2 separate regions of the Homo sapiens genome follow, and region 2 is linked to region 1. Evidence: read pairs that join two places in POLR2A ChIA-PET (ENCODE). Cell type or tissue: Caco-2. All regions are shown on one strand. Each heading gives the region's core, and the rest is flanking DNA. Links, peaks and the distances in the headings are about the cores only.

Evidence for each region. Peaks named below come from ENCODE experiments on the same cell type or tissue, not always from the same donor. Only the 100,000 strongest peaks of a DNase experiment are listed, where the experiment ranks them.
Region 2: POLR2A ChIA-PET joins it to region 1 with 7 read pairs; 8 of 35 experiments call an interaction of 5 or more read pairs at or near these places.

Annotation. Positions count from the first base shown.
Region 1 is chr19:35,593,204-35,604,283 of GRCh38, reverse strand. LINC01766 (long intergenic non-protein coding RNA 1766) reads right to left here and starts at 6,389. Exons shown (of 3, transcript NR_110750.1): 1 at 6,327-6,389; 2 at 3,530-3,643; 3 at 2,783-2,979. RefSeq lists an enhancer at 7,493-7,632. In Caco-2, for the core only: no CTCF peak of the experiment used is centred there; a DNase peak (open chromatin) is centred at 5,124.
Region 2 is chr19:35,701,946-35,713,025 of GRCh38, reverse strand. It overlaps ZBTB32 (zinc finger and BTB domain containing 32), which reads right to left and starts at 8,468. Exons shown (of 7, transcript NM_014383.3): 1 at 8,403-8,468; 2 at 1-109. RefSeq lists enhancers at 1,417-1,886, 10,689-10,928. In Caco-2, for the core only: no CTCF peak of the experiment used is centred there; a DNase peak (open chromatin) is centred at 8,668; H3K4me3 peaks cover 293 bases.

The sequences.
Region 1 (11,080 bases), core at 1,128-9,127:
ACCAGCCTGGCCAACATGATGAAATCCCATCTCTACTAAAAATAAAAAAATTAGCCAGGCGTGGCGGCAGGCGCATGTAATCCCAGCTACTCAGGAGGTGGAGGCAGGAGAATCACTTGAACCTGGGAGGCAGAGGTTGCAGTGAGCCGAGATCATGCCACTGTACTCCAGCCTGAGTGAGAGAGCGAGACCCCGTCTCAAAAAAAAAAAAAAAAGAAAAGAAAAGAAAAAAAAAAAAAAAAAAAAAAGAAAGGCTGGGCACGGTGGCTCACGCCTATAATTCCAGCACTTTGAGAGGCCGAGGCGGGCATATCACGAAGTCAGGAGTTCAAGACCAGCCTCACCAACATGGTGAAACCCCATCTCTATTAAAACTATAAAAAATTAGCTGGTTGAGGTGGTGAGCACCTGTAATCCTAGCTACTCAGGAGGCTGAGGCAGGAAAATGGCTTGAATACGGGAGGCGGAAGCTGTAGTGAGCCAAGATTGCACCACTGCATTCCAGCCTGGGTGACAGAGTGAGACTCCATCTCAAAAAAAAAAAAAAAAGCATCTGAACCTTCTCCTTCTGTGCACTTCTTTGTAAAATCCAGTTGTAGCAAAAGAACCCTTCTACGTCAGTTTAGCTAGAAACCCTCATCCTCTGTATCTGATACACCTCGGCATCTGATCAGGTTCCTCATCCTCCACCATCCCCCTGGTGATGTCTGGTCACCCTGGCCTGTCTTCAACTAGAATCCTATTAGGTTGGTTTAGTCAGAATCCCCCTTACCCTCAATGTTTTCTCTTACTAATTTTCCATCCACTGACCCCTACCCTGCTCCTTGGGTAGGACTTCCCACTTGCTCATGCTGTATTTAGTGTTGAGCCCCATCTTTCTCCTCCAGTGCAGGCCCCTGTCTCAGTATTCCCTCTGCATATTGCAATGGTCCTGAATAAAGTCTGCCTTACTGTCTTTTTCTTTTTGAGATGGAGTCAGTTTTGCTCTGTCCCACAGGTTGGAGTGCAGTGGCACAATCTCGAACCACTGCAACCTCTGCCTCCCAGGTTCAAGCAATTCTCATGCCTCAGCCTCCTGAGTAGCTGGGATTACAGGTGCACACCACCACGCCTGGCTAATTTTGTATTTTTAGTAGAGACAAGGTTTCACCATGTTGGCCAGGCTGGTCTTGAACTCCCAAGCTCAAGTGATCCGCCCGCCTCGGCCTCCCAAAGTGCTGAGATTACAGGCATGAGCCACTGTGCCTGGCCCGCCTTACTGTCTGTAACGAGTGTCATTAAACAAGTGTTTCTTTAGTAACCCTTCCCAAGTTTTCTTCCATTATATATTGGACCACTCCGATTGTCACTGTCTGGTGGCATGTCTGTCTCTCACCCCAATTTATATGTTCTGAGGGGGTTGAGTTGAATTTGAAGTAGTCATTGCTACGTCTCCAGAGTCAGGTAGCACAGCCAACGCCCTTGGTAGGCAGAACTAGACTTGCGATGTGAATACATGAATCTGGGCAGGCTGTCCTCGAGCAACGGGGTCCTCCTCTCTCTCCCATGTCCCCCACGCCATAGCAGGGTCCTGGAGTTGGTCTTGAGTTCTGGTCGAGTGGGCTGCTGGCACTACCACTTCCTTCCCTTCAAGCTGCTGACCCAGGCTGGCAACACTTGTGTGATACTGTGACATATATATTTGGTCTAGGTCCCATTTTGTGGCCCAGAGCTCCTAAAACCCTTGGAATCGCTGGAGTGATAATAGTGTTTTGTTTTTTTTTTTTTTGACGGAGTCTCGCTGTGTTGCCCAGGCTGGAGTGCAGTGGCATGATCTCAGCTCTCTGCAACCTCCACCTCCTGGGTTCAAGCGATTCTCCTGCCTCAGCCTCCTGAGTAGCTGGGATTATAGGCGTATGCCATCACACCTGTCTAATTTTTGTATTTTTAGTAGAGACGGGGTTTTGCCATGTTGGCCAGGCTGGTCTCAAACTCCTGGCTTCAAGCGATCTTCCTGCCTCAGCCGCCCAAAGTGCTGGGATTACAGGCCTGAGCTACTGCACCTGGCCAGCTGGAACAAATTAATCAGGCTTGAGGAGGGGGGTCATGGGAACACCTGATTTATAGCTTGTCAGTCACAAGTCTAGGTGACAACTTACCACTTGTGGCTGACATCCAAATTTGGGGGCAGTCTTGTGGAACTGAGCCTTCAACCTGTGGGATCTGATGCCATCTCCAGGTAGATAGTGTCAGAATTGAATTAAATTACAGGACACCCAGTTGGTGTCTGCTGGAGAATCTGGTTGGTTGGTAGGTGGGGAAAATACCCCTGCCCCTGGCTCTAACATTTGGTGTTAGAAGTGTTATGCTGAGGCCTGGTATGGTGGCTCACACCTGTAATCCCAGCACTTTGGGAAGCTAAGGTGAGTGGATCACCTGAGGTCAGGAGTTTGAGACCAGCCTGGCCAACACGGTGAAACCCCGTCTCTACTAAAAATACAAAATTAGCTGGGCATGGTGGTACGCACCTGTAATCCCAGCTACTCAGGAGGCTGAGGCAGAAGAATCACTTAAACCTTGGGGGCAGAGGTTGCAGTGAGCCGACATCGTGGCACTGCACTCCAGCCTGGACAGAGGAAGACTCTGTCAAAAAAAAAAAAAAAAAAAGAAGTGTTACTTTGAGGGGCATGTAAGAATAGGAAGAACACTTTGCATTTTGTTTTTCTAATCTTAGATAGCTTGGCACTCCAGACATTGAGGAGCAGGTGTTCCATTCAGCCCAAGTAGATGCTTAGAGCCAAGGTAAATTGCACTGTGGTGTATATTTGGTGGTTTGTTCAAGAGCTGGGAAGCAGTTTACAATCTAAGTAAGTATATCAGGTAGGTGTACAAGATGGTACCTAAGATTCCCACAGTGATGCTCGCGATGGCCCAGTAGTAGGCTTGTTTGGAGGTCTTGGCTGCCAGCTCATAGTCACTGGATTTATTGTAGTTCTTTGTCTACAATACAAACTTTGTCTGAGTTTTAGGAGAGAGGGAACAGGGAAAGATGAGTATAAAAGAGTTATTGCGTGGCCGGGCATGGTGGCTCATGCCTGTAATCCCAGCACTTTGGGAAGCTGAGGTGGGCAGATCACCTGAGGTCAGGTGTTCAAGACCAGCCTGGCCAACATGGTGAAACCCAGCTCCACCAAAAATACGAAAATTAGCCAGGCGTGTTGGTGGGCGCCTCTAATCCCAGCTACTCAGGAAGCTGAGGCAGGATAATTGTTTGAACCTGCGAGATGGAGGTTGCGGTGAGCTGAGATCTCACCACTGCACTCCAGCTTGGGTGACAGAGCGAGACTCTGTTTCAAAAAAAAAAAAAACAGTTGTTGGGTGAGGGTGGGCTGTGGAACTGTAAGGACTCAGGGTGGGGGTCTGAACCCACAGGAGGTGCTGGTGTTGCTCAGGCTCCTAGTTCAGAAGGGAGAACAAGGAAGAAGTTGAGTCAGGGTCAGGGGCAAGATGGAGAGGGAGGGTGAAGGATTGGCATGATGCAGGTGCCCACCAGGCAAGAAAAGATCACGGCTGGGATGGCTAGGGGAAGGCAACAGAAGAGGCCCAGGATGGACAGGCAGAGGTAGTCGCTGGATTCATCCTCATCAGACATCAGTTCAAACACCTGGGGGGCAGAGAGTTGGTTATGTCTCACTATGGCTTCTGAACTCTAACAATCCTTTCTCACTCTCTCCCTACTTACCCTAACACATCTCTCCTTGGCAGCTATATGATCTTCATTGACCCCATTTAAAATTCTCATTGACTTTCTCTAACCCCCACCATGTCTCCTCTAACCTCTCTCTATCCCTTTTTTTTATTTTTTATTTTATTTATTTATTTTTTTGAGACGGAATCTCGCTCTGTCATCCAGGCTAGAGTGCAGTGGTGCGATCTTGGCTCACTGCAAGCTCTGCCTCCCAGGTTCATGCCATTCTCCTGCCTCAGCCTCCCGAGTAGCTGGGACTACAGGCGCCCGCTACCACGCCTGGCTAATTTTTTGTATTTTTAGTAGAGACGGGGTTTCACCGTGTTAGCCAGGATGGTCTCAATCTCCTGACCTCGTGATCCACCTGTCTCAGCCTCCCAAAGTGCTGGGATTACAGGCGTGAGCCACCGCGCCCGGCAAATCCCTTTTATTTTTTGAGACAAGGTCTTGCTCTCTCACTCAGGCTGAAGTGCACTGGCATGATCACAGTTCACTGCAGCCTCGAACTCCTGGGCTCAAGCAATCCTCCTGCCTCAGCCTCCCACGTAGCTGGTACAAACCACCACACCCAGCTAATTTTTGATTTTTGTTGTTGTTGTAGAGATGGAATCTCATTATGTTGCCCAGGCTTGTCGTGAACTCCTGGCCTTAAATGATCCTTCTGCCTTGATCTTTCAAAGTGCTAGGATTATAGGTGTGAACCACCATGCCTGGCCTCTGTATCGCTCTTATTTATTTACTGAGACAGAGTCTCAGTCTTTTCTCCAGGCTGGAGTACAATGGTGTGATCTCAGCTCACTGCAACCTCTGCCTCCTGGGTTCAAGCAGTTCTCGTGCCTCAGCCTCCTGAGTAGTTGGGATTACAGGCATGTGCTACCATGCCCAGCTAATTTTTGTATTTTTAGTAGAGTTGGGGTTTCACCATGTTGGCCAGGCTGGTCTTGAACTCCTGACCTCAGGTGACCCACCTGCCTTGGCCTCCCAAAGTGCTGGGATTACAGGCATGAGCCACCACACCCAGCCCTTTCTTATTTACTTATTTTTTATTTTTGAGACAAAGTCTCACTATGTCACCCAGGCTGGAGGGCAGTGGCACGATCTCGCCTCACTGCAGCCTCTGCCTCCTGGGCTCAGGCAATTCTTATGCCTCAGCCACTTGAGGAGCCGGGATTACAGGTGTGCACCACTATGCCCGCTAATTTTTGTATTTTTAGTAGAGACTGAGTTCATCGGTCTGGTAGTTGGCCAGGCTAGTCTTGAACTCCTGGCCTTGAGTGATCCTCCCACCTCGGCCTCCCAAAGTGCTGGGATTACAGGCGTGAGCCACCACGCCCGGCCCATAGCTCCTCTTGTAACCTGTTAAATATATGTGTTTAACCACCCTGTCATCATATCTCCACAGGAGCTCCAGGTACAATTGACAGCTGGGAATGTGCCTGACAATTAAGACTAAATGCTGTGTACACATCTCAGATAATTCAGTAAATGTCTCAATAGCCCTGAGAGACATGCACCTAAAAATCAAAGCTATGTCTGACCCCACATTATCACCAGGTCAATGGTTGGCATCCTGTTGCAGGTGAGGACTGTTCTCACCTGGAAAGAAGCTATTTACAACTTTGGCCCTAGTTGCAATGATAGACATACTTCTCTGCTGTGGATTTTTCTGCTGTTTCACCTTCTATATGGGAATGCAAGACAGACTTCCCCAGAGACTTTCCAGACCTTACACCATATTGGTCCAACTACTCATAAATATTTCCAACTCCAAGTGGATCGGTTCCATTCTGATGACTAATCACAATGCCCTCTTTCAGCAGGAAGTAGCCAGCATGAATGTGGCATCCAAATCCCATAGAAATGGAATGGAATTTGACAGTGGGAAACTGTAATTGAGTACCACATTTTTTTTTTTTGAGACAAAGTCTTGCTGTGTCGCCCAGGCTGGAGTGCAGTGGCGTGAGCTCAGCTGCAACCTCCGCCTTGTGGGTTGAAGCGATTCTCCTGCCTCAGCCTCCCAAGTAGCTGGGACTACAGGCACCTGCCACCACGCCCGGCTAATTTTTGTATTTTTAGTAGAGACGGGGTTTCACTGTGTTGGCCAGGCTGGTCTTGAACTTCCGACCTTGTGATCTGCCTGCCTCAGCTTCCCAAAGTGCTGGGATTACAGGTTTGAGCCACTGTGCCTGGCCAGAGTACCCCATTTTTAAAGAAAAAAAAGGATTTTTTTCCTTTTTCTTTTCCCCCCATCTCCTACTTAACTCTTTAGGAATGCAACTGTAACCTCCCTACATGGCAAGCTTATCTAACAATATGTTTACTTAGAAGTTCCAGGGACTGAACCTTGAAACAAATCAGGCACCCCCAGAATTCTCTCCCATCAGATTGCCTTGAGACAATGGTCAATTTCTCTTCTCACGATGGTGACAGCTAGAACACCTGATAGATAAGACATCAAAGCATGTCACATAGACCCCACACCTCCTTGCCCCCCACCTTTATGTCATTCACATCAAGCCCCCCTTTAAAAGTCCCTGCTTTCTGTCCTGAAAGCTGAAGCAATACCCTTAAGGCAGGAACCTGTACCTCTTCCCCTCACCTGAGCTCTGGAATAAAGTCACCTTCTTTCTACCAGAACTTGCTCTTGTTAATTGGACTCTGCAAGCGTGGAGTGACTGGACCTGTGTTTGGGTATAAAACCTTCATTATAAATTCACTGTTCCCTTATAAAACTCTCACCCTGTAAAACTTCTTTGTCTTCTGTTTTTTTTTTTTTTTTTTTTTTTTTTTCAGAGACAGGGTCTTCTCTCCCAGGCTGTAGGAGTGCAAAGGCACAATCATAGCTCAGTGCAGCCTCAAACTCCTGGGCTCAAGTGATCCTCCTGCCTCAGCTTCCTGAGTGGCTGGGACTACAGGTGCACACCACCAGGCCCAGCTAACTAAAATTTTGTTTTGTTTTGTTTTTGTTTTGCTGGGTGTGGTGGCTGACGCCTGTAATCCCAATACTTTGGGAGGCCGAGGTGGGCGGATCACCTGAGGTCAGGAGTTTGAGGCCACCTTGGCTAACATAGTGAAACCCCGTCTCTACTAAAAATACAAAAATTAGCCGGGCGTGGTGGCACGCACCTGTAATCCCAGCTACTTGGGAGGCTGAGGCAGAACTCGGGAGGTGGAGGTTGAAGTGAGCCAAGATCCTGCCACTGCACTCCAGCCTGGGTGACACAGCGAGACTCTCTCAAAAAAAAAAAAAAAAAAAAAAAATTTTTTTCTTTTGGTAGAGATGGGGTTTTGCTACAATGTTGCCCATGCTGGTCTTGAATTCCTGGGCTCAGGTGATCCTCCCACCTCTGCCCCCCAAAGTAAAACTTCTGTTAGCTCTCTCACTGTTCCTTTTATAATATCCTTTACTTCGTCCCTATGAATCCTGCGGGGTCCTGCTGTAAACCTTTCCTGTTCGCCCATAAGCTCCCTGCCCCTTTAGCTCCTCTAAGACCTTATTTGACCACCTATTCACTCCTCTTGCTGGGACTATAGGCGCCCGCCACCACGCCCGGCTAATTTTTGTATTTGTAGTAGAGACAGGGTTTCAGTCTCTACTTCTTTGTCACCTTACAAAGTCCTGCCCTGTCTCCCTCTAACACCTCTCAACTTCTGAAACCAGCTTTCTGACTCTTTGAACTCCCTCTCCAACCACGTACAACAGCCTTCCTGTTCTAAACCCGTGCCCTTGTGACATATGTCTGTGTCCACTTATATCACCCCTGAGGTTCCTTTATGATACCCTTTCTGCTCTCATCATTTCCCCTCTACTCTAACACTCCTCCTCCTACTCCTGCCCTCCTGGAACATTCCCAGGAGGGCACCTAGGTCTGGCACTATGCTCTTCCTTGATCACCAACCACAGGGGATTACCATGGCGGCCAGGCAGGCCCCGCCTCCTAGCCTGTCTCTCTACTTCTACTGGCCAATTGGAGGTGGTATGTCATAGGGTGGGAACCAACACCTGGCTTCTGATTGGTTTGATGGGGTGACAGCTCCTTCTACTCTCTCAAGTGATTGGCCAATTGAGGAATCCCTGGTTCCACCTTCAAAACAGACCTATAAATAAGCCTCATTTCCTTGATCATCTTTGTTTAAAGATTCCTCCTGAGCATCTTGAGAGAAAAGCACTACTTGGGGCAAGAGTGATGTAGGCCTCGGAGTCTTGTGTTTCAGGAAAAACACAATGCATTTTCTCTGCTCTCATACCACAACAGTCAACACAGAAGAGTTCTTTGATCAAATGTGTGGGTTCCCCCCTTTTTCCCCACCCCCTCAAGCCCCTCCAACACCAAGCAAACAATCATTTCTTTTCTTCCTTCCTTTCCTTTCCTTTCTTTCCTTCATTCTTTCCCCCTTCCCTTCCCCTCCCCTCCCTTTCCCTTTCCCCTTCCCTTCCCCTTCCCCTTTCCCTTTCCCTTTCCCTTCCCTTCCCTCTTTTCTTCCTTTTCCTTCTCTTCTTTCTTTTCCTTCTTTCTTCTTGCTCTGTCTTCCAGGCTGGAGTGTGGTGATGTGATCTTGGCTCACTGCAACCTCCGCCTCCTGGGTTCAAGTGATTCTCCTGCCTCAGCCACCTGAGTAGCTGGGACTACAGGTGCGCACCACCATGCCTGGCTAATTTTTTGTATTTTTAGTAGAGACGGGGTTCTGCCATGTTGACTAGGCTGGTCTCGAACGCCTGACCTTAAGTGATCCGCCTGCCTTGGCCTCCTAAAGTTCTAGGATTACAGGCATTACGCCCGGCCTACTTCTATTTTTTAAGTTTTTAATTTTTTTATTTTTTGAGACAGAGTCTCACTCTGTTGTTCAGGCTGGAGTGCAATGGCGTGATCTCGGCTCACTGCAACCTCCGCCTCCTGCATTCAAGTGATTCTCCTGCCTCAGCCTCCCAAGTAGCTGGGATTACAGGCACCTGCCACTATGCCTGGCTAATTTTTGTATGCTTAGTAGAGACTGGGTTTCACCATGTTAGTGAGGCTGGTCTCGAACTCCTGACCTCAGGTGATCAGCCCATCTTGGCCTCCCAAAATGCTGGGATTGCAGGAGTGAGCCACCGCGCCTGGCCTACTTCTATTTTTTTTAAGACAAGGTTTTGTTCTGTTGCTAGTCTGGAGTGTAGTGGTGTGAACACGGCTCACTGCAGCCTTGACCTCCTGGGCTCAAACAACCTCCTGCCCCAAACTTCTGAGTAGCTGGGGCTACAGGTGCAAGCCACCATGCCAGGTTAATTTTGAAATTTTTTGCAGAGATGGGGTCTCACTATGTTGCCCAGGCTGATCTTGAACTCCTGGGCTCAAGTTATTTATGTATGTATTTATTTGAGACAGGGCCTCACTCTGTCACCCAGGCTGGAGTGCAGTGATGTGATGATGGCTCACTGCAGCCTCGACTTCCTGGGCTCAGGTTATCCTCCTGCCTCAGTCTCCCAAGTAGCTGGGACTATAGGCGTGTGCCACCACACCCAGCTAACTTCTTTGTATTTTTAGTAGAGACGGAGTTTCACCATGTTTTCCAGGCTGATCTCAAACTCCTGGGCTCAAGTGATCCACCCACCTCGGCTTCCCGAAGTGCTGATATTACAGGCATGAGCCTTTGAACCTGGCTATTTTTTTTTTTTGAGATGGAGTCTCCCTCTGTCGCCAGGCTGGAGTGCAGTGGTGCGATCTCGGCTCACTGCAACCTCTGACTCCCTGGTTCAAGCGATTCTCCTGCCTCAGCCTCCCTAGTAGCTGGGATTGCAGGCATCCGCCACCACGCCCAGCTAATTTTTGTATTTTTAGTAGAGACAGGGTTTCACCTTGTTGGCCACGATGGTCTCCTGACCTCGTGATCTGCCTGCCTTGGCCTCCCAAAGTGCTGGGATTACAGGTGTGAGCCAACGCGCCCGGCTCTGGCTATTTTTTTTTTAAGTGCATTATGAAAATATTTTATAACTTGTGTGTTTAGATCATGTGCCTTAAATATGATTATTGGTATGTTTTGCTTTAGGTCTACTATTATTTGTTTTTTATTTCCACTTTTCTGTGTTTTGTTCCTTGTTTTCCCTTTTCCTTCTTTCTTTTGGATTATTCAAATACTATTTTAGTACTCCATTTTAATTTATTTATTGTGATTTTCACTATATATCTTTGCAAGTTTTAAGTGATTGCTCTACGGATTATGGTAAACACACTTAAACATTCTATAGTCTACCTAGATTGAATATTTTGCAACTTCAAGTGGAATATGGAAAACTTCCACCATATTGGTCCCTTCATTGTCTCCCATGTATGCGTTAGCTTTCACATGCATTATAAAGACATGTATTGAAAATACATCCGTCCAGGGCTGTGGCTCACGCCTGTAATCCCAGCACTTTGAGAGGCTGAGGTAGGTGGATCACCTAAGGTCAGGAGTTCAAGACCAGCCTGGCCAACATGGTGAGACCCCGTCTCTACTAAAAATACAAAAATTAGCTGGGCATGGTGGTGGGCGCCTGTAATCCCAGCTACTAGGGAGACTGAGGCAGGAGAATCGCTTGAACCCAGGAGGTGGAAGTTGCAGTGAGCCAAGATCACACCACTGCACTCCAGCCTGGGTGACAGAGTGAGACTCTATCTCCAAAAAAAAAAAAAAAAGAAAAAAAAAAAACGAAAAGAAAAACGCCAGGCACGGTGGCTCATGCCTGTAATCCCAGCACTTTGGGAGGTTGAGGAGGGCAGATCCCGAGGTCAGGAGATCGAGCCCATCCTGGCTAACAAGGTGAAACCCCGTCTCTACTAAAAATACAAAAATTTAGCTGGGCGTGGTGGCGGGTGCCTGTAGTCCCGGCTACTCGGGAGGCTGAGACAGGAGAATGGCGTGAACCCGGGAGGCGGAGCTGGCAGTGAGCCGAGACCACACCACTGCACTCCAGCTTGGGTGACAGAGTGAGACTCCATCTCAAAAAAAAAAAAAAAAAAAAAAACCCTCCCAAAGTGCTGGGATTACAGGCGTGAGCCACCATGCCCAGCAGTCATTCCTTTCAATGGCAAAAACCGCAATTATTTTTGCATCAACTACACACACAGACACACACACACACACATATCTCATGTCACCTGCAGATACAGTTTTATTTCTTCCTTTCCAATCTAAATGCCTTTTTTTCTTTTTTGAGACAGAGTCTCACTCTATTCCTCAGGCTGGAGTGCAGTGTTGGTGTGATCATAGCTCACTGCAGTCTCAAAGTCCTGGGCTCAAGTGATCTCCCTGCCTCAGCCCCCTGAGCAGGTAGGACTACAGGCATGTGCCACCATGCTTGGCTAATTTTTTAATATTTTTTGTAGAGATGGG
Region 2 (11,080 bases), core at 2,053-10,052, 110 kb before region 1:
GAGGTGGGGGTGAAGATGAAATGACGTGACGAATATGAGTGTGGTTTGTAAGTACACAGTAGCATTCAGTGGTATGGTTGTTTCTTAGAGATGACGGCAGAGCACACAGCTGCAGAAGTAAAAAGGATTGAAACATTTGGATCCCAAGAATAGGGTGGAGGAGCCAGAAGCTGGCCTCCTCCCTCTCCCTGACTTGGTACTGGGAAGCCTCATTTGCTGCCTGGGAATGACCTGGGGGTGGGTGTGTGAGTGACTCAGATCCTCCCATCAAGCTCTGAAAGGGGCAACCCCAGGAAGGACGTGTGGTGGTCTTCGAAGAGAAAAATCTCCTTTTCTTGGGCTGATGACAAATGACATTTCTCTGAAATCAGGACTTGGGTTTCTTTCACTTCCTGCCCAAGGGGTCAAGGTCCCCGGAGGTTTCCCCTCTTTTCACACTTCAGAACTCTTTAATCTGGGGAAGGGATGGGGTCTTAGAGGCTCAACTTTCTTTTTCTGTTTCTTATTATTCTCTTATCCCTGATCCTATAGCAAAATTTTCATTTATCCAACAAATTTTGATGACATGTTTATTTTGAGACGGGGTCTTGCTCTGTTGCCCAGTGGTACGATCACGGCTCACTGCAGCCTTAGCTTCCTGGGCTCACATGATCCTCCCACCTCAGCCTGTTGAGTAGCTGGGACTACAGGTTTGAGCCACCATGCCTAGCTAATTTTGAATTTTTGGTAGAGACAGGGGTCTCACTATGTTACCCAGGCTGGTCTTGAACTCTTGGGCTCAAATGATCCGCCTGCCTTGGCCTCCCGAAGTGCTGGGATTATAGGCGTGAGCCACTGCGCCCAGCGGATAAAGCATTTATGATATGTGCCTGGCGTATATTAGATACACAGTAAATGACTGGAAGATAAACAAGTCAGGTACTGGTAAGCTGCTCTGGTGACAAGGCACAGTCGGCTTCCCCATAGGCTTCTCTTTTTTTTTTTTTTTTTTTTTTTTTTTTGAGACGCAGTCTCGCTCTGTCTCCCAGACTGGAGTGCAGTGGCGCAATCTCAGCTCACTGCGACCTCTGCCTCCCAGGTTCAAGCGATTCTCCTGCCTCAGCCTCCCGAGTAGCTGGGATTACAGGCGCCCGCCACCACGCCCGGCTAATTTTTGTACTTTTAGTAGTGACAGGGTTTCGCCATGTTGGCCAGGCTGGTCTCGAATTCCTGATGTCAAGTGAGCCACCCACCTCGGCCTCCCAAAGTGCTGGGATTGCGCCCGGCCTCCCATAGGCTTCTCTTAAGGGGGAAGGATCTAAGAGTCCTTGTCCCCTCCTAGATGCAAATACTGTCCCTAAGCTCCCGTTTCTTCCTTTGGCTCCAGGACCCTCGAATGTTCAGACCAGCCTCCCACTCTCTCTTTCCAGGCCTACCACGCCTTCCCTCCACATGGGTGCAGGCACATGTTAACCCTTCCTAGATCAGACAGGGTGTGTCAATGGGTGAGGCTGGTGGAGGGGCAACAGGGTGGGGAGAGGGGAAGATGAGTCAGAACGAAAGGGAAAATGCAAATGTGAGAGCTGTGTTCATCTGCTACTCTGAACGTTAACTATTTTCCATTTCTGAGCTTTCCAATTCCTCACACCACCACACCCATATAAAAGACACATAAAGCATCAGTCCCTCTGATATGTATGTACGCAGAGGGAAACACCCTTCCTCCAACACAGAAATACAGAGTCCCTCAAGACAAGGAAGGAGTGCGGAAAGCCCTGAGGGACTAGCCCCAGGGATGAGGAAAGGTACAGGGGTCTGGACGATTACATGGTCACCCCTCTGAGTGTGGCCCCCTCGCTTTCCAGCCCCACATCATGTGCTTGTGACTCAGCTCCCCCGCTGGTTTGCTCATTGATGATCGAGAGAGTTGGAGACTGCTCAAAGGGCAGCATTCTGTGTAAGCCAAATATAGTTGACAGGGAGCATCAGTGGGCTTTCGGGGAACCTAAAAGGGAGGAGGGGCAAGGGAACTCCCCTTTCAGTGAACAAAAGCCCCCAAGAATGGGGAACCCCACCTAAGGATATCCCCTTAGAGACCGCCTCCTAGAATTATCTCCAGGGCCCTTTGCACTGCAACCCTTATGCTGATGACACCCTGAGCACTTCTCTAGCCTCTTCCTGCATTCTTGACAGTGCAACCCAAGCCATCCTGCACTGAGCACAGATGGCAGAAGCAGACAGCACTTTGACTTGGAAGAGTAGGGACACTGCTGGTGCTGTTTTGTTTTTATTTTGAGACAGAGTCTTGTTCTGTCACCCAAGCTGGAGTGCAGTGGCGCCATCTCGGCTCACTGCAACCTCTGCCTCTGGGTTCAAGCGACTCTTGTGCCTCAGCCTTCCAAGTATCTGGGGTTACGGGCATGCACCATCACACCCGGCTAATTTTTTTGTATTTTTAGTAGAGATGGGGTTTCACCATGTTAGCCAGGCTGGTCTCGAACTCCTAACCTCAGGTGATCCACTGCTGGGATTACAGGTGTGAGCCACCATGCCTGGTCTGTTGCTGTTCTTAAAAGTACTCCCCCTCCCTAGACTCAAAAACCTTGCCCCCCCTTCCTCTTCCTGGGCTGACTCGGTAGGAATCATCTGCAGTTGTCTCTCTGGAAAGAGCAAAGAAACAACAGGTTATGCAGACACAAGCCTGTGTCCTGCCAGAGGGTAGAGCAGGTAGAGAGATTAGGTAGGGCATGATTGGAAGGGGAGTATGTGATAAAAGGCAATATGATATCAGCCTCTCAGTCCTTTTTAATACTTATATTACTTTCTTTTTTTTTTTGAGACAGAGTTTCACTCTTGTTGCCCAGGCTGGAGTACAATGGCGCTATCTTGGCTCACTGCAACCTCCGCCTCCCGGTTCAAGCAATTCTCCTGCCTCAGCCTCCCAAGTAGCTGGGATTACAGGCAACTGCTACCATGCCTGACTAATTTTTTGTATTTTTATTAGAGATGGTGTTTCACCATGTTGGCCAGGCTGGTCTCAAATTCTTGATGTCAGGTGATCCACCCACCTCGGCTTCACAAAGTGCTGGGATTACAGGCGTGAGCCTACATGCCCGGCCTAATACTCGTATTACTGAATAAAATTTGAAATCTGATTTTTTTTTTTTTGAGACAGAGTCTTGCTCTATTGCCCAGGCTGGAGTGCAGTGGCGCAATCTCGGCTCACTGTAACCTCCGCCTCCTGGGTTCAAGTGATTCTCCTGCCTCAGCCTCCCGAGTAGCTGGGATCACAGGTGTGCATCACCAAACCCGGCTAATTTTTTGTATTTTTAGTAGAGACAGGGTTTCACCATGTTGGCCAGGCTGGTCTCGAACTCCTGACCTCATGATCTGCCCGCCTTGGCATCCCAAAATGCTGTGATACAGGCATGAGGCACCACGCCTGGCCTGAAATCTGATAGTTCTTATTCTTACTGGTAGACTTGACCAATGGGACACTAAGGGAAAAATGTGCAAGGGGCTCGGGGCACACCCTGGCTGCAAAGTCAAAGCTTCCCAGAAATCCTTGTATCATGAACTTCTTGAGGCACAACCCAGCTTGATGTAACAATGTCAACACAGCAACACAAATACCAATTCTCCTTAAATATTATAATTAAAATCAAACCATCAGAATAGACCAATGGGAGGGATGATCATTTGTTTTGTGAAAAAGTTCTCCCTCTATTTCACTTATTTTAAATATCAAGCCCTCTTCCCAAGCCAAGTTGAACAAGATTCAATTTAGAAAAATTCTGTGAACTCGCCACTCTTCCCGTGAACCCATCTCTTTCCACAAATGAAGGTGGTTAAATTCCCCACAGCATTTTATATAGATTAAGAGCGATTATCCAAATCTTACATGAACTTTAAGTATGTTTACTCTTTCGCCAGGCGCAGTGGCTCACACCTGTAATCCCAGCACTCTGGGAGGTGGAGGCAAGCGGATCATCTGAGGTCGGGAGTTCAAGACCAGCCTGACCAACATGGAGAAACCCTGTCTCTACAAAAAATAAAAAAAATTAGCTGGGCGTGGCGGCACATGCCTGTAATTCCAGCTACTCGAGAGGCTGAGGCAGGAGAATCGCTTCAACCCGGGAGGTGGAGGTTGCGGTGAGCCGAGATCGCGCCATTGCACTCTAGCCTGAGCAACAAGAGCGAAACTCTGTCTCAAAAAAAAAAAAAGAAAAAAGAAAAAAGAAAAAAAAGATGTTCCGTCTTTCTGGTTAAGTACATCCAAGACTTCCAGAAAAGAGTCACCACAAGGAGTGAATTAGTTCCCTTTTTCCCTTAAATTTGTGCTCTATATGATCCAAGAACCAGCTATAGTCATACCCAGGTGAGCTGAATCTAGCCCCTTCATAGCACACACTTTGTGGATTAACTGGAAAAAGAACTAGACTAGAAGTTGGAAAACAGGTTTCACTGCATCCCTTCACAGTGAATGGCCCTTCTCTTCAGCACTCATATGGAGCTAAGTCTTCCAAGACCCTCAATTTCCTCACAGGGGCTGTTTCAAGACCAGTACAGAATACTAGTGTTGACTTAAACCTGGGCAAAGGGTCCCATTTGGACCTCCTCTGGCTGTATCCCTTCGCATAGGCTGAGTCAAAAGGCATCTAGAAAGTGCCTACCCGGAACTGTGAGCTCCCACCTCACTTCTGGACCATGCTCTGAGAACTCAGCACCCTGGATTTCCTGGACCAAATGACTCTGAGGCCCCCTACACAGGACTCAACCCCAGGCCTGTATTCATGAGAGTGGACTCTGACTGATGTACACACACGCTAGACCCTGATTTTGTGTAAGGGATTTGTAGACTGAGCTTGGATGTGCAGGCTAGAATGTGAGACACCTTGAAGTATGGGCCAACACCAGGCATGGGAAGAGACGAGGGAGTCTCTGTCATCTTGCCCAGGCCCCATAAATAATATAGGAACCTACTTTATTCCAATGGTTCTAAATCTCTTAGGGAGTCACCATCAGGTTCAGAATGTCACCCATGGGACTAACTCTTCTTTTTATTGAGACAGAGTCTCCTTCTGTCACCCAGACTGGAGTGCAGTGGCACGATCTTGGCTCAGTGCAACCTCTGCCTCCCAGGTTCAAGAGATTCTCCTGCCTCAGCCTCCTGAGTAGCTGGGACTACAGGCACGCACCACGACACCCGGCTAATTTTTGTATTTTTAGTAGAGATGAGGTTTTACCATGTTGGCCAGGCTGGTCTCAAACTTCTGACCTCAAGTGATCCACCCGCCTCAGCCTCCCAGAGTGCAGGGATTACAAGTGTGAGCCACCCAGCCTGGGACCAATTGTTGACATTAGAAAATGGTAGACACAGGCCGGGTGCGGTGGCTCACGCCTGTAATCCCAGCACTTTGGGAGGCCGAGGTGGGCGGATCACAAGGTGAAGAGATAGAGACCGTCCTGGCCAACATGGTGAAATGCCGTCTCTACTAAAAATACAAAAATTAGCTGGGCGTGGTGGCACGTGCCTGTAATCCCAGCTACTTGGGAGGCTGAGGCAGGAGAATTGCTTAAACCCGGGAGGCGGAGGTTGCAGTGAGCCAAGATCACACCACTGCACTCCAGCCTGGTAACAGAGCTAAGACTCCATCTCGAAAAAAAAAAAAAAAAAGAAAATGGTAGACACTTATACCACTTGGCATATGAATGCATGACAAGAGATTGACAGATTACTCTGAGCCTCATGGCTGGAGAGGTTAACTATCGTCTAGCTTATTCTTTACCCTCCCCTCCTCATAATATACATGCATACCATTAATTGTTCTTTTTTTTTTTTTTTTTTTTTAGAGACACAGTCTTGCTCTGTCACCCAGCCTGGAGTGCAGTGGCACAATCATGGCTCACTGCAGTCTTGACATCCTGGGCTCAAGTCATCCCCCTATCTCAGCCTCCTGAGTAGCTGGGATTACAGGCATGTGCCATCATGCTTGGTGGCTGTCTGCCGAGCTGGGATTAACTGCACACTTCATGTGCCAGCACCCCGGGCCCCCACCACACCATAGAGGGAATGGCCAATTGAGCTGCCCCAATATTAACTGGTTTCGGGGTTAGACTTCCTTGAAGTCCACTCATAAGCCACTCCTTGCACCCTCACCCCTGGTTAAAGAACTCTGGGTGTACTGAAGGCACTCCGAAAGCATAAATACCACTGAACAGCTGAATGAAACTAGGTATCAACACCCTGCCCCATGAGTATAAAAAAGATCATCAGTAAAGACAACCTGGGTGATTTCCTTTATGTTATTTACTTATTTATTTTTGAGACAGAGTTTTGCCCTTGTTGCCCAGGCTGGAGTGCAGTGGCGCGATCTCGGCTCACTGCAACCTCTGCCTCCTGGGTTCAAGTGATTCTCCTACCTCAGGCTCCTAAGTAGCTGGGATTACAGGCATCTACCATGCCCGGCTAATTTTTTGCATTTTTAGTAGAGATGGGGTTTCACCACGTTGGCCAGGCTGGTCTTGAACTCCTGACCTCAGGTGATCCACCTGCCTCGGCCTCCCAAAGTGCTAGGATTACAGGTGTGAGCCACCACGCCCTGCCAAAAACCTGGGTGATTTCCTAAAGAGGAGAATATCTCACACACCTCTTCCTGTGCTCCACTACGATGTTCATCCTCCCCATGCACCTGCCCCGCACCTACAGCCTGATATCTTCATCTTCTAGGAATTATCAGAACAGGCATGGGAAAGAGTGGGACAGGGAGAATGAAAAGCTCCAGACATGACCCAATTCCAGTTTTTTTTTTTTTTTTGAGATGGAGTTTCGCTCTTGTTGCCCAGGCTGGAGTGCAATGGCACGATCTCGGCTCACCGCAACCTCCGCCTCCCAGGTACAAGCGATTCTCCTGCCTCAGCCTCCCTAGTAGCTGGGATTACAGGCATGTGCCACCACGCCCAGCTAATTTTGTATTTTTAGTAGAGATGGGGTTTCTCCATGTTGGTCATGCTGGTCTCAAACTTCTGACCTCAGGTAATCCGCCCGCCTTGGCCTCTCAAAGTGCTGGGATTATAGATGTGAGCCCCCACGCCTGGCCCTGCTTTTTTTTTTTTTTAATTAATTTTTTTTTTTTGAGACAGAGCATTGCTCTGTTGCCCAGGCTGGAGTGCAGTGGTGCGATCTCTGCTCACTGCAACCTCCGCCTCGTGGGTTCAAGGGATTCTCCTGCCTCAGACTCCTGAGTAGCTGGGATTACAGGCACCTGCCACCACACCTGGCTAATTTTTGTATTTTTAGTAGAGACAGGGTTTCACCATGTTGGTCAGGCTGGTCTCGAGCTCCTGACCTGGTGATCCACCCACCTCAGCCTCCCAAAGTGCTGGGATTACAGGTGTGAGCCACCACGCCTGGCCACCCAATCCCAGTTCTGTACAGAGCCACCACAAGGCAATAATACTTCATCCAGCGCAAACAGCTCGGCTGGGATTCAGAATCCTTCTCCCTAGAATCTCCAGAGGATTACTGGCCTAACCTCTTGGCCACATCATCCAACCTGGACTCCATACTGGGAAATCTGCCAAGAACATCTCAACCTGGAGTCCAGAACATTCACTCCCAGCCCAGGCTGGCTCCAAAGACCCCAGGAAACCTTCATGTGCACACTAGTTTCATCTCTTGGCCAGTGACTTCCTACATAACTTTTTTTTTCTTTTCATTTTTTTTCTTGAGACAGGGTCTCATTCTGTCGCCCAGGCTGGAGTGCAATGGCGTGATCTCAGCTCACTGCAACGTTCATCTCCTGAGTTCAATGAGTTCAAGCGATTCTCCTGCCTCAGCTTTCTGAGTAGCTGGGATTACGGACGTGTGCCACCACGCCCAGGTAATTTTTTTTAGAAACCCCGTAGAGACAGGGTTTCTCCATGTTGGCCAGGCTGGTCTCAAACTCCTGACCTCAAATGATCCACCTGCCTCAGCCTCCCAAAGTGCTGGGATTACAGGCGTGAGCCACCGCGCCCAGCCCCTGCATAACCTTTGGAGATCCACAGGCCTCTCCTTTCAGTCACCGGATCCAGGCTCAGTCCAGAGACCCTTGATAAGCTCTCATTGTCCGGAGGCCATACCTCATGCAGAGTTAAGGACCTCCAACTTCCCCACAACACCCTTCCTACTCAGGCTGGCCTCGGGGGCCGTGGACCAACTCAGAGAGCAAGCTGGCTTAGCCTCTGCCAAACCTAGGCCTAAAGGTGGCCAGGAGGCTGCATTTCCAGCCTCTCAAAGGCAGAGGAAAGCCCCAAGGGCTAAAGCCCTCAACCCGCACTTCCCAATCATCAACGAGGTCCAGTCAAGCCCCCATACCCCAGATTTGCCTGGGCCGGGCCCAAGCCCAAGAAAGTAAAGTAAGAAAAACTATGGCACTCACCGGCCCAGACCCTGTTCCTCCTTCCCTTTCAGCCTCACATACACCCAGGACGGCTTAAGGCCGAGTGACCGTTAAAAGTGGGGAATGGAGCGAGGCCAGGGACGCAACGCTCCCGCACGTGGTCACCCCTGGATCCTGAGGCGGACGCTGATTGGCTGCAGCGCGGGCCGCATTCTCCCGCTCAGGCCAGCTGAGCACGCTGGGCAGCCTGGGAGGCACCTAGGACAGCGCCACTCCCGCGCGTCTGCCTCGGACCCGCAGCTGATTGGCTGTGAAGGGGCAGAGCCTTGAGTCTCATTGGTCCATAGGCTTCAGGCCTCTTAGGCTGAGATTTCATTGATTTCCAGCCGGGCCCCAGCGTTGATCTGCTGTGGAGTCTGCCTTTTCCCACTCTCTCCACGAAGAGACTGGACCCTGATTCTCCTTCACCTGAACAGCCCTGGAGGCTCCCTCAGCAAGTGCTCAGGAGTACTACTGTCCTTTTTTTTTTTTTTTTTTTTGAGACAGAGTCTCGCTCTGTCGCCCAGGCTGGAGTGCAGTGGCGCGATCTCTGCTCACTGCAAGCTCCGACTCCCGGGCTCACACCATTCTCCTGCCTTAGCCTCCCAAGTAGCTGGGACTACAGGCGCCCGCCATCACGCCCGGCTAATTTTTTGTACATTTAGTAGAGATGGGGTTTCACCATGTTAGCCAGGATGGTCTCGATCTCCTGACCTCGTGATCCACTCGCCTCGGCCTCCCAAAGTGCTGGGATTACAGGCGTGAGCCACCACGCCCGGCTTTTTAAAAAATTATTATTTCATTTTTATTTTATGAACGGGGTCTCCCTCTGTTGCCGGTGCTGGGGTGCAATGGTGCAATCATAGCTCACTGCAGCCTCGAACTCCTGGGCTCAAGCAATCCTTCCACCTGGGCCTCCCAAAATTCTGGAACTACAGCCGTGAGACACCGTGCCTGACCTGCCTTTCTTGCTTCTATTTTGCCACCCTAAGTAGCTCCCATTTGCAAACCCTGTCACCTTTCTCTCAACCCTTTACCATCTGTGAGGTGTGTAGGGGGTGTGTAGGCTGCCGCCACACCTGATTGGCTGGGAGGCCCGTAAGAGCAAGCCAAGGCCAGGCACGGTGGCTCATGCCCGTAATCCCAGGGCTTTGAGAGGTCCAGGTGGTAGTAGGATCGCTTGAGCCCAGGAGGTCGAGGCTGCAGTGAGCTATGATCACACCACTGCACTGCAGCCTGGGCGACACAGTGAGGCCCTGTCTCTAATAAATAAATAAAAATAAAATAAAAGAGCCAGCCAGGCAGGGCACGGTGGCTCACGCCTGAAAACCCAGCACTTTGGGAGGCCGAGGAGGGCGGATCACCTGGGGTCAGGAGTTCGAGATCAGCATGACCAACATGGTGAAACCCCGTCTCTACTAAAAATACAAAAATTAGCTGAGCGTGGTGGCGGGCGCCTGTAATTCCAGCTACTCGGCAGGCTGAGGCAGGGGAATCGCTTGAACCCCGGGAGGCGGAGATTGCAGGGAGCCTATATCGCGCCACTGCACTCCAGCCTGGGAGACAGAGCGAGACGGCGTCTCAAAAAAAAAAAGAGCCAGCCAGGCTTCGGTGCCTGTGAACAGCTCCCTTTTCTCTCTTGTCCCACTCCACCACGATTGCTGGCACAGCTCACTCTGCCTCGCCTGGAAGCCTGGAAGTGTACAGGGACAGGAAAGACACAAGAGGGGGGCAGTGCCTTGCCCCGTGATTGGCAGCGTGACACTTGCACTTCCAATTCCCACTGCCACCTCGACTGTATGCTCAGCCAGGAGTAACTGCGCGCGGACGTGTCAGCACTCCCACCTCCAACCATACCGCAGAGGGAACGGCCGATTGCGCTGCCCCAACATTAACTGGCCCGGGGGTTAGACTCCCTCCAGCAGGGTTTCCCCCTGGGCAGGGCTTCGGGGCTAACAAGCTGCGAGCTCGCCCCTCGCCAGTCTCCCGAGGTGCTTGTCTGCGGGGCTTCTGGCCCGGCCCCCGCGGCGGTTGCACCGCTGATTGGCTGGCTCCGCTCCTTTCTAAGTGGCTTAGCCTGGGATTCGTTCTCAAGCATAGCCAATGAGACGCCAGGGCGCCTCAAGCAGGCGGGCATGACTCCACCGCTGTCGCTTCTGATTGGCCCTAAGGCTCGTCTTCGCTTTAGATTGACCAGAGAGCAGCGGGGCGGGAGCTTAGTTGAGCAGTTTCAGGCTGCGATGCGAGTTCGGTACCTTCCCGCTGCGCGGAGTGTTGTTGTGCGCGTCCTTCGCAGCCGCTCGCTGAGGAGCTGGAGTGGGGAGGAATGGGGGTGGTCAGGAGACAGGAGAGCACCTCGCGGAAGAGCCTGGGACAACAACCGGAGCTGTAGGTCCTGACCGAGACAGCCTGAGGCGTCCCTGGCCCCGATAGGGAGCGAAACCGCTAAAATGGGGGAAGGGGCCGGACGTGGTGGCTCACGCCTGTAATCCCAGCACTTTGGGAGGCTAAGGCGGGCAGATCACCTGAGGTCAGGAGTTCGAGACCAGCCTGACCAATATGGTGAAACCCCGTCTCTACTAAAAATACAAAAATTAGCCGGGCGTGGTGGGGGATGCCTGTAACCCCAGCTACTCGGGAGGCCCAGGCAGGTGAATTGCTTGAACCCGAGAGGCGGA